Regions from separate parts of the Mus musculus genome. Here region 2 is linked to region 1. The links are chromatin loops, found by intact Hi-C in ENCODE. Cell type or tissue: heart. All regions are shown on one strand. Each heading gives the region's core, and the rest is flanking DNA. Links, peaks and the distances in the headings are about the cores only.

Region 1 (5,294 bases), core at 788-4,787:
AAATAAATTTGTTTTTAAATGTGTTTAAAAGCTGGAGAGATGGCTCAGCAGTTACAAGTACTAGCTGCTCTTCCAGAGGACCTGGGTTCAATTCTCAGCACCTACATAGCAGATCATAGCTGTCTTTAACTCTAGTTCCAGGGGATCTGATACCCTCACAGAGACACACATGCAGGCAGAACACCAATGCACATACAAAATCAAAATGAATTTTTAAAATGTATTTAAAGTCCAACAGCCATTTGCTAGCCGACTGTTAAGGAAGTAACAGTCTAGCTCGGCTTCAGCTCCAATGTGAGAAGGGAGAGACTGGCATTTATTTCTCATTTCTCATTCAGTTGGTTATCAGTAGTACCTCTAAAAGTGCAGTGAGGTTGCTGCTATCTTTCTTATTTTATTTTATTTTATTTTATTTTATTTTAGTGGTTTATATATATAAGTTCTTTATTTGTACCTGCACAGCAGAAAAGAGCATCAAATCCCATTACAGGTGGTTGTAAGACTCCATCTATAATGTGGTTGCTGAGAATTGAACCCAGAATCTCTGGAAGAGGAGCCAGTGCTCTTAACTACTGAGCCATCTCTCCAGCCTCATCTACTCTCTTTCAATGGCCACATTTTCTAGGAAGTTTGGCCCGTTTGGACTCTAGCATCCAGTGGGAGTGGATGTTAGCAGGCGTTGGACTCCTGCAAGCACAGAGCCGTCAGCACAGTGGATCCGCACTCAGACACGCTCCTGACCTCACTCCTAACTCAACCTGTGGCTTCTTAACTTTGGGAATTTCACCTGTCTGAACAACCTCTAATATCATCTTGGTTTTTTTTTTTTTTTAATGGTTTTAAAGCATTTATTGTAGAAAGGCAGAAAGAAGGAGAAGAGTAGAGAAGTAGAGGCCGGCCATGACCATGTGGAGAGAGGGGAGAAGGAAATGTGGAGAGAGAGGGGGACAAGGGAGCAAGAGTAAGAGCCAGGGAATAAGAGCTCTAATATCATCCTGTGCTTGCTCGGCACTGGAGAGTATGAGATCCCTGCCTAATGCTGTGCTGTGCTCTGCTGTGCTGTGTTGTGCTAAGCTGTGTGTGCTGAGCTGTGCTGCGCTGTGCTCTGCTCTGCTCTACTGCACTGTGTGTGCTGTGCTCTGCTGTGTACTGCACTGTGTTGTGCTGAGCTGCGCTCTGTGTGCTGCACCGTGTGCTGTGCTGTGCTGTCTTATACTGTTTTGTGTTCCTCAGAGACTCAGGTACAAAGGAGACCCTGTCAAGGTCCAGGTCTGCAGAAGTGGATCAGTAGGAGACTGCAAGCCTAGCAGGCCCGGGGTACAGATCCCCAGCACCTCAGAAAACAAAGAGTAAGGACAGAGCCTTAAGCCTAGGTCTTTTAAATGCTTATTTTCTCTCTGGACTAGAAGACAGGACGTGGAGCACACCAGAAGTGACTGGCTCCCCTCCATCCCCAAGAACATTCCACACATCGTCCGCAGCTATCGGAAACCAACTATACGTCTTTGGGGGAGGAGAGAGAGGTGCCCAGCCTGTGGAGGACGTGAAGTTGCATGTATTTGACGCAAGTATGGGCTGGGGACATAGGGATCTTGGGGCTGCTTTCCTGGCCAGGGCCACCTCAGCTTCACTTATCTCTCAAACAGGAGACAGGGACTTGAGAAAAGATTTTACACTAAGTAGAGTCCTTGTCTAGCATGCACCAAACCCTGTACACATTTAGTCCCTAGCACCACACAGACCAAGCGCAATGGCAGATGAGTGTCTATAATCCCAGCAGTCGAGAGACTAGGCCTAGCCTACGAGACATGAAACCTGCCTCAAAAAAAGAGTCAAGCTTGGTGTATTGGCACATGTCTTTAATCCCAGCCCTATGCGGTGGAAGCAGGCGGATCTCTTCGAATTTGAGGTCAGCCTGGTCTTCATAGTTCTAGGCTAGCCACAGCTATATAATGAGACCCTGTCTCAAAAGACAATGACAAAAAGGTGGTGACTCTCGGTTGGGTGTGGCTCAAAGGTAAAGCATGTACTCAGTGTGTGCAGTGCAGTGCAGTGTATGCAGTGCCCTGGGTTCGATTTCCTGTACCTCTCAAAAGCAAACAACAACAAAAGAAAAAAAAAAGAAGAGCTCTGAAGGTTTCTCACAGAAGAAGCATGCGCACTTATTTTAACTTTGAGGTAGTTCTTATTCGAAGCTTTTCTCAATCCAAAGCAAGAGATGGCTTCCTACTAGCCAGACTGTAAGCCAGCATGCGGGGTTATTGGCTTTGCAGCTTACAGCCCTGCGAGTATCCAAGTAGAGGTTACGTAGTGGGATTGAGGTCTCCTGCTGGTAAGCTGGGGAGAAGGACTCTGAGGTGACTTCCTTCTTGGAGCGCCCTGCCCTGGGAGGTGCTTGCAGAGACAGGTTACCTAGTGTTAATGCCTTTACCTTTGTAGACACTCTGACATGGTCTCAACCGGAGACACATGGAAGTCCTCCGTCTCCTCGGCATGGCCATGTGATGGTGGCAGCGGGCACAAAACTCTTCATCCACGGAGGATTGGCAGGGGACAAGTTCTTTGATGATCTCCATTGCATTGATATAGGTAAGCCTGTAAGAGGGCCAGGGGCCTTATATATTCAGAACTCTTTACGATGTGCTTTGAAAGAATTCCACTTTCCTCTTATGTGTTGGTAACTTGACTGGCTGTTAGAAGCTTTCCTAGATGTCATGAAGCTTGGCCTGAATATTGAAGAATAAAGTAGCTCAGCCACGAAGCTCATTGGCTGGACTTTCCAGGGCACCTAGGTTGGATTCCCAACACCCACATGACAGCACCAGCACTTCCAGATTCTGTTGCCCTCTTCTGCCCTCTACAGGCAGCATGTGGTGGTGCATAAACTCTGGGCAGGCAAAATACTGCACACTAAATAAGTACAGCACTTGTGTAGGTAGGTAGCGTAGGTAAGTAAGTAAGTAAGTAGACAGGCAGGTAGGCAGGCAGATAGACAGACAGACAGACTAACTGACTTGAAGAAGAAGAGAGGAGGAGGGAAGAGTATCATCAACAACTGGGGCTGAAGAAATGGGTCAACACTTAAAAGCTCTTCCTGCTCTTGCAGAGTATTCAAGTTCAGTCCCCAGCACCCACACTAAGCTCAGAGAAGCTTCAGGGAACCCAGAAGCTCTGGTCACAGCTGACACAAGAACATACACACACGCATAGACACACATACATTCACATAGGTAAAATAAGACATTTCTAGAGATTAAAATCTATGGTGTGGATGGTCTTCCTGCATGTATGTGTACCACAAGTATGTAGTACCTGAGGAGGCCAGGAGAGGGCCCTGGATTCTCTGGAACCAGAGTTGCAGGAAGTTGTGAGCTGCCATATGAGTGCTGGGAACTGGACCTAGAACTTCTAGAGGAGCTGAGCGCCATCTCTGTAGACCCAAACACATCTTTTTAAAATTGCTTTTCTCAGACAGAGTCATACTGGCCTAGAGCTTGCTGTGTAGACCAAGCTGTTCTTGAACTCACAGAGATCAGTGCCTCAGCCTCTTGAGTGCTGGAACTAAGGGTGTGCGCCACCACATCCAACTCTATTTTTAAATGCAGTCGTTCCCCAAGACTCAGTATGTGTTCAGGCACTGATCCTTTCCACCATCAGTTCCTACACGTTGTGTTCCCAGCTAGAAACCTGTGAGGCCTTGGTTCTTACTCCATGTCTGGTCTAGATAACAAAGTTGGATGACCGGAACTGCATGTTTGCAGGGCTTCATGGCCAAAAGCCCAGGAAAAAGAAAGCCAGAAAGAACCTGAAGATTATCTCTCCCTCAGAAGGGCTGGGCTCTCGGCTGAGCCTTTCTGACTGTTAGCTCCATTGAGGGCGGGACTTCGTCTTTCCTTTATCTGTACATTTCCAGCACGAATGCCGTCAGCCAGAGAGTGAGTAAGTGCTTATCTGCTCAAGAGCGGGTGGATGGATACATGAGCCAAGCCTAGTTTGCTCCAGACTACAGAGAAGAGGGATGAGAGGCCGGAGGCACAAGAACACCTATGCAGAGTATTCGAGTTCTCACTAGGTCCTCAGAGGCAGCTCGCTAGCTGGGATTTCTTCATTGGCTGCAGGGTTTTCCCTCCCTCCCTCCCTCCCTTCCTTCATTTATTTCCAAGGCAGTGTATCTCTTTGTACCTTGGCTGTCCTGGAACTTGCTTTTTGTATACCAAATTGGTTTTGAATTCATAGTGATCCACCTGCCTCTGCCTCCTAGTGCTGGGATTAACAGGCCCAGCTTTTTTTTTGTTTTGCATTTAAGACAGTGTCTAGCTGAGCAGTGGCGGCGCACACTTTTAATCCCAACACTTGGGAGGCAGAAGCAGATGGATCTCTGAGTTCGAGGCCAGCCTGGTGTACGGAGTGAGTTCCAGGACAGCCAGGAATACACAGAGGAACCCTGACTAGAAAAAAACAAAAAACAAAAAAACAAAAACAAAAAAAGACAGTGTCTAGCTGTGTAGCCCAACCTCACAATCAGTCCTCCTTCAGACTATCGAGTTCAGGGACTAGAGACGTGTTTTCTCATGCAATTTCAAATAGGATAGGATTTGTTCTTGTTTTTTTTTTTTTTTTAAGATTTATTTATGTATATGAGTACACTGTAGCTGTACAGATGGTTGTGAGCCTTCATGTGGTTGTTGGGAATTGAATTTAGGACCTCTGCTCGCTCCAGTCAGCCCTACTTTCTCAGTCCCTGACTCGCTCCAGCCCAAAGATTTATTTATTATAAGCAAGTACACTGTAGCTGTCTTCAGAAGCACCAGAAGAGGGCATCAGATCTCATTACAGGTGGTTATGAGCCACCATGTGGTTGCTGGGATTTGAACTCAGGACGTTCAGAAGAGCAGTCAGTGCTCTTACCCGCTGAGCCATCTCCCCAGCCCGTTCTTGATGTCTTCTATGTAGCCCTGGCTGTCCTGGAATTCACTATGTAAACCAAACAGGCCTGAAACTCACAGAGATCCATCTGCCTCTGTGACTGAGTGCTGTGATTAAAGGTGTACACCATCACGCTTGGCTGATAATTGTTTAAGACTCCATTTTTCTGTGCTGAAGAATACCTCCTAGCTATTGCTTTATTCCTTCTCAAATAGTCTTCTAATCTAAAGTCCAGAGTTATGTATTACCTCATTTAAGTGCTCCTTTGAACAGATGCAAAAATAGTGTTGGGAGCATCAGGCAGATCTCTGTAAGTTCAAGGCCAACTTGGTCTACAGAACAAGTTCTAGGACAGCCAGGGCTACACA
Region 2 (5,294 bases), core at 913-4,912, 71 kb before region 1:
CAGTCAAATATCTGCATTCAAGGCCAGCCTGGTCTACAGTGATTCTGGGACAGCCAGAAGTACACAGAGAAACCATCTCTCAAAAAATCAACAGTTGAGTGAGAAATAAATCAGAATACCAATATACCAGTATGCTGCCGTGCACCGAGTCCAGATCTGTGCATTCTGTGCGGTGAGATGAGGAGGATTCACCCCGCCCATTTCACTCCAGGTCGGGTTGATTAGTCTTCCTCACACACTCGAGTAGCTGAGGGTAATGCCCCTTGAGGTGGTCTGCTGAAGTTTACAGTGATTGCACCTGGTGCAATCACTCCCTGTCATTGGTATCCATTGGTGTGCCTATGTTCTCTCTCTTCCTCCCTCCTTCCCTGTCTCTCTCTCCTCCGTTTCCTTCTCTCCCTACCTGGCTATAGACCAAGCTGACCTGTAACACACAGATAGTTCTCTGCCTCTCCCCTCAAGCTCCGTTGACACCTTGGGGAATTTCGTTCTTGGAACCACACAGATGGGTCTTTGAATCTCCTTAGCTGTCCGCTGCAGGCAGCACAGTGCTTATCTGTCTCCTCCTGCTGCCTACAGTTACTGATAATTCCTGTGGAAACATGGAGCCCCCAACTTGTGTTTCTTATCCTTCTCCTAACGTCTATTTTTGTAAATCTTTTAGGATTTGTGAAGTTTTTTGGAAACCTGGCCGTCATGGATAGTCCTCAGCAGATCTGTGAGCGCTACCCTGTTTTTCTGGAGAAGGTGTTTGAAATGGCGGATAGTCAAGACCCCACCATGATTGGTGTCGCTGTCGACACAGTTGGAATCCTGGGATCCAGTGTTGAAGGAAAACAAGTTTTACAGAAGACAGGTTGGTGTGACTTGACTTGGCTTTTGTAAGACATATTTTGGGCCAGGATTTCATGTTCAGGTTCATCTGCTGGTGGGATAACTGTTCTAGAAACTACTTTTGCAGGCGACAGTCTTCTTATCCCTAACATGAACTTGCCTCCCAGAGTCTTGTGATTAGTACTGAAAGCTGTGGCTTTTGCTCCTTACTATATGTAGGCTTTCATCCAACAAGAACCATGTGGTTTGCTGCTAACATTTTCCTTAATTTTATGGCATTGCTCATGTTGTGTTCGAGTTTCTACACTGACGGAAGCTGTATGAATTTCATTTACATAACTTCTCTGGTCACGTTCCTCATTTATCAAAATAGCACAGCAGCAGCTTCTTCAGGGTTTTGAGTATTTCAGAAGCACAGAGAGAGTCAGAAGGAACACTTTGTGTCGAGACCCTTCCGAGCCTGTGCAGGTTGGAACCTTTGACTGCACTCCTCCGTAATGTTTTACCGTGCTGAGCGTCCATTGCTTTTCACTTCGTACCCATGAGGGTAGCCGCTACCTTTATTTTCTTCTAAGCATAACAAGTGTTCAGATGTTAGAAAACAGTATGGAAGTTCCACAGAAAAATTAAAACAGAGCTAGCGTATGAGCCAGCAACTCTGGAATACAATATGGCAAGCAAAGGTTCAAGCAGTGTCTATATACTCCTGTGTAGAGCAGTATCTATCTGCTCAAAGCAATTTAAACCCCATAATGTACGTGGTGGATGAATGAGTTACATGTGTGTGAAAGTGTGAGGCTGTGACAGAAGCTGCAGCACAGAGGCGGTCTAAAGACATTTTGCTAAAACAAGAGGGCCAGGCATGGAGAACAGGTACTGCACGATTCACAGACAAGCTTATGTTAAGCACATAGGGAGGTCAAGTTCATAGCAACAGAAAGCCGAGATCAGGCACCAGGGAGAGAGAAGGGAGGGTGGGGTTTGCTTGTTGGGACCTCGTCTCAGGTTGGGCTGTTGAGAAGGATGGTGGTGGTGGAGCACAGCAGTATGAACGAGATGGGCAGCACTGGTTGGGTTTAATGTGTCACCTTATCCTTCACAGGAACCCGCTTTGAACGTGTCCTCATGAGAGTAGGATATCAAGCAAAGAATGCTTCCACGGAGCTGAAGATTAGGTGCTTGGATGCAGTTTCCTCTCTCCTGTATTTATCGGTAAGTACACGGGGAAGTTAATGAAGGGCAGCGGGCTGTCTGTGTTTGGGAGGACGAATCGGCATGGCACTAGTAGTTTCTGAGTTCCAGGCCAGCCAGGGCTCCAGAGAGAAACCCTGGCTCAAGACCTAACAAAACAAAGCAGGGCAGTGGTTATTCCACCACTTGGGAGGCAGAGGCAGGTACTCTTGAGTTCAATGCCAGCCTGGTCTACAGAGTGAGTTCCAGGAGAGTGAGAGCTACCTTCACTATGTTACTGGGACATGAAAACTTTGTAAGGGTATTTTTCAATTTATTCAAGAGTTGCATACACGTATGCATACATTTGATTGTGTCCACTCCTTTCCAGTGTCCCCTCCCTGTTCCTCCAATGTCCTCTCCAACCTCATGACTATCTGCTTTCTTTCTTATTATGTAATTAGTGCTGCCCATATGCACAGGGTTTGAGGTCATGGCCACACATGCAAGACTCCCCCTTCCTCCCTGGCTGCTGTCAACTCCTCTAGCTCTTCCTTGGCTGCATTGGGGTTTTGGTTGGCTTAAGTTTGTGCAGGGAACCACAGCAGCTAGCCATCTCAAGCACTCCTCTCATCTTCAGCTCTTAAATTCTTTCTGCCCTCTCGTCTTCAGAGTTCCCTGAGCCTTGAGAAGCAGGGGATTGATACAGATGTGTCACTATAGGCAATATTAAAGTCACTTATTCCCAGTCACTGCCCATTGCAAAAAGAAGCATCTCTGACCAAGGCTGAAAGCCTCACAAATCTAAATATAAACATGAGCAGCTAGCAAAACAACAATAGGAGGTGCCCCTCTAAGACCTTTGACTTCCACAGCCATGGGTCATTTTATGGTATGGTGTGGTGTGGTGTGGTGTGGTGTGGTGTGTGGTGTGGTGTGGTGTGGTGTGGTGTGGTGTGGTGTGGTATGGGTATGGGTATGGGTATGGGTGTTTAGCGCTTGTGTGCAGTGCCTGTAGAGGCCAGGAGAGGGCTCAGACCCCTAGAACTGGAGTTGCAGCTTTACGGTACCAAGCCTGAATGCTGTCCTATGGAGCAGGCCTCAGTCCAGTCAGGTGCTTGGTTCTCCTCATAACAGTCATCGCAAGTGGGCACAGCGTTCAGGTCCAGCACTGGGCAAGAACACTGATGTCTTTGCTCCCCTGCATCCTGCAGAGAGCAGTTTATGGTACTGCGGAAGCTAGGCAGCTTAGAAGAAGTTTTCCAGGGTTATCATTTAGTTATGATGGACAGCTAAGAGCAACAGGCATAACCTGCTTTAATAGGGGAGGTGCTCTCTGGGACCTCCCAACTGTAGGGAGTCGCTGGGGTTTTCAGTTACTAGCCCATTTCCTCTGGGAACAGCATTGTCCACTCATGCAGGGATCAGAGTCCCTTGGGGGTGGGGGCTGCTTCTTTAGTCTTAGTTAGCTTACCCATAACCCCTTCTCACTCCCGAAATCTATCATCGTGAGTGAGAGAAGGGGGTTACAGGAGATGTGCATATGTATAGGCACACGTGCCATAGTGCACATGTGGAGATCGGAGGACAACTTGATGGAGTCAGTTCTCTCCTACTCTATATGACACCTGAGGACTGAACTCGGGCTGTCAGGCTCACACAGCCAGGGCTTTACCCGCTGAGCCATCAGCAGCTCGGTTACTCATATCTTTTGGTTTGTCTGCTTGTGTTTTTTATTTTCGAGACAGGGTTTCTCTGTGTAGCCCTGGCTGTCCTGGAACTCACTTTGTAGACCAGGCTGGCCTCGAACTCAGAAATCCACCTCCCTCTGCCTCCCAAGTGCTGGGATTAAAGGCGTGTGCCATCACCGTCCATATCTTAAGTGTAACATAGAATGACAGAGTAATAGAACTGGAGGAGTCCTAGTGAGTAGTTCATCCCGTCCAACAAAGATGGGAGCTTTCTGGCCTGGATTGAGAGATGGGTTCTCTCCAAGGGGCTCACAGAATGCCATTTATCCAAGGCTTCCTGACTCAGGCACGGGCTTTTCTCTGGCTGTGGTAACCTTGCCATGGGCATTTCCTTTCTGTGCTGCAGCCTGAGCAGCAGACTGATGACTTCCTGGGAATGACAGAATCCTGGTTTTCCTCCATGTCTCGAGACTCCCTGGAGCTTTTCCGTGGTATCAGTAACCAGCCCTTCCCGGAGCTACACTGTGCTGCCTTGAAAGTTTTCACAGTAGGTACCTTTTCTCCTCAGATCCTTCTGTGACTGCCAGCTCAACACGGAGCACTAGAGTGAGCTAGCCTCTGTGCACGCAGTAGTTTCTACCCTGCTGCTTCAGGAGCCATTGAGAGAGACTCGTGCCAACGGGTTGTCAGTAAGGGGTGTTCACTACTGTCTGAGGTTTAAACCAGCTGCTATTGCATCACAGGTTGACCCAGCTCCTCAAGTTCTGCTCAGCTTTAGCCTTGACTCCTACACTCCCTTTTGGCACTCCGTGCTCTGGATATGCCGGGCTGCTGGTTTCTCACCTCTGACCTTTGCTGTGGCAACTGACCTCAGCACTGCTAACTTTGCTTATGAACCTCTTAATTATTCAAGAAGTGGCTCCAGTGCAGGAACTACTAAGTCTGGTACAGTGGCGATAAATGATCCTGGTTCTCATACACAAGTTTCCCCTGATGTGAGACGGTGGGCCCTTTCTCAAACTTCCCATCTATGGAGGGAGCCACACCATAAATACAGTGGTTATAAAATTATAGCTAAGGGGCTGGAGAGATGGCTCACCGGTTAAGAGCACTGGCTGCTCTTCCTAAGGTCCTGAGTTCAATTCCCAGCAACCACATGGTAGTTCACAAATCTTTTTTCTTTCTTTCTTTTTTTTGTTTTGTTTTTTTGTTTTGTTTTGTTTTTCGGGGTTTTTTTTGGTTTTTCAAGACAGGGTTTCTCTGTATAGTCCTGGCTGTCTTGGACCTCACTTTATAGACCAGGCTGGCCTCAAACTCAGAAATCCGCCTGCCTCTGCCTCCCGAGTGCTGGGATTAAAGGCATGCGCCACCACGCCCGGCCCTTTTTTTTTTTTTTGTATGTATGTGAATACACCATAAGGATGCTGGGATTTGAACTCATGACCTCCAGAACAGCAGTCGGTGCTTCTAACAGCTGAGCCATTTCAGCAGCCCACAGTTTTCAACCTGTGGGTTGCAACCCCACTGGCAAATCTGTCTCCTAAAACATTTACATTATGATTCGTAACAGTAGCAAAATTACAATTATGAAGTGTCAAC

The links. Hi-C counts contacts between places; a loop is a spot of excess contacts. Peaks named below come from ENCODE experiments on the same cell type or tissue, not always from the same donor. Only the 100,000 strongest peaks of a DNase experiment are listed, where the experiment ranks them.
Region 2: a loop joins it to region 1, with 2.1 times the contacts of the local background. A loop is called at or near these places in 1 of 42 quality-filtered maps.

The regions. Positions count from the first base shown.
Region 1 is chr2:34,781,841-34,787,134 of GRCm38, reverse strand. It overlaps Rabepk (Rab9 effector protein with kelch motifs), which reads left to right. Exons shown (of 8, transcript NM_145522.4): 5 at 1,407-1,568; 6 at 2,440-2,589. Among named protein-coding and RNA genes, the nearest start is that of Hspa5, 12 kb to the right of the region's middle. In heart, for the core only: a CTCF peak has its summit at 2,868 (motif pointing left); no DNase peak of the experiment used is centred there; H3K27ac peaks cover 1,586 bases.
Region 2 is chr2:34,853,200-34,858,493 of GRCm38, reverse strand. It overlaps Psmd5 (proteasome (prosome, macropain) 26S subunit, non-ATPase, 5), which reads left to right. Exons shown (of 10, transcript NM_080554.2): 7 at 665-856; 8 at 1,937-2,046; 9 at 4,102-4,242. Among named protein-coding and RNA genes, the nearest start is that of Psmd5, 15 kb to the left of the region's middle. In heart, for the core only: a CTCF peak has its summit at 3,048 (motif pointing right); no DNase peak of the experiment used is centred there.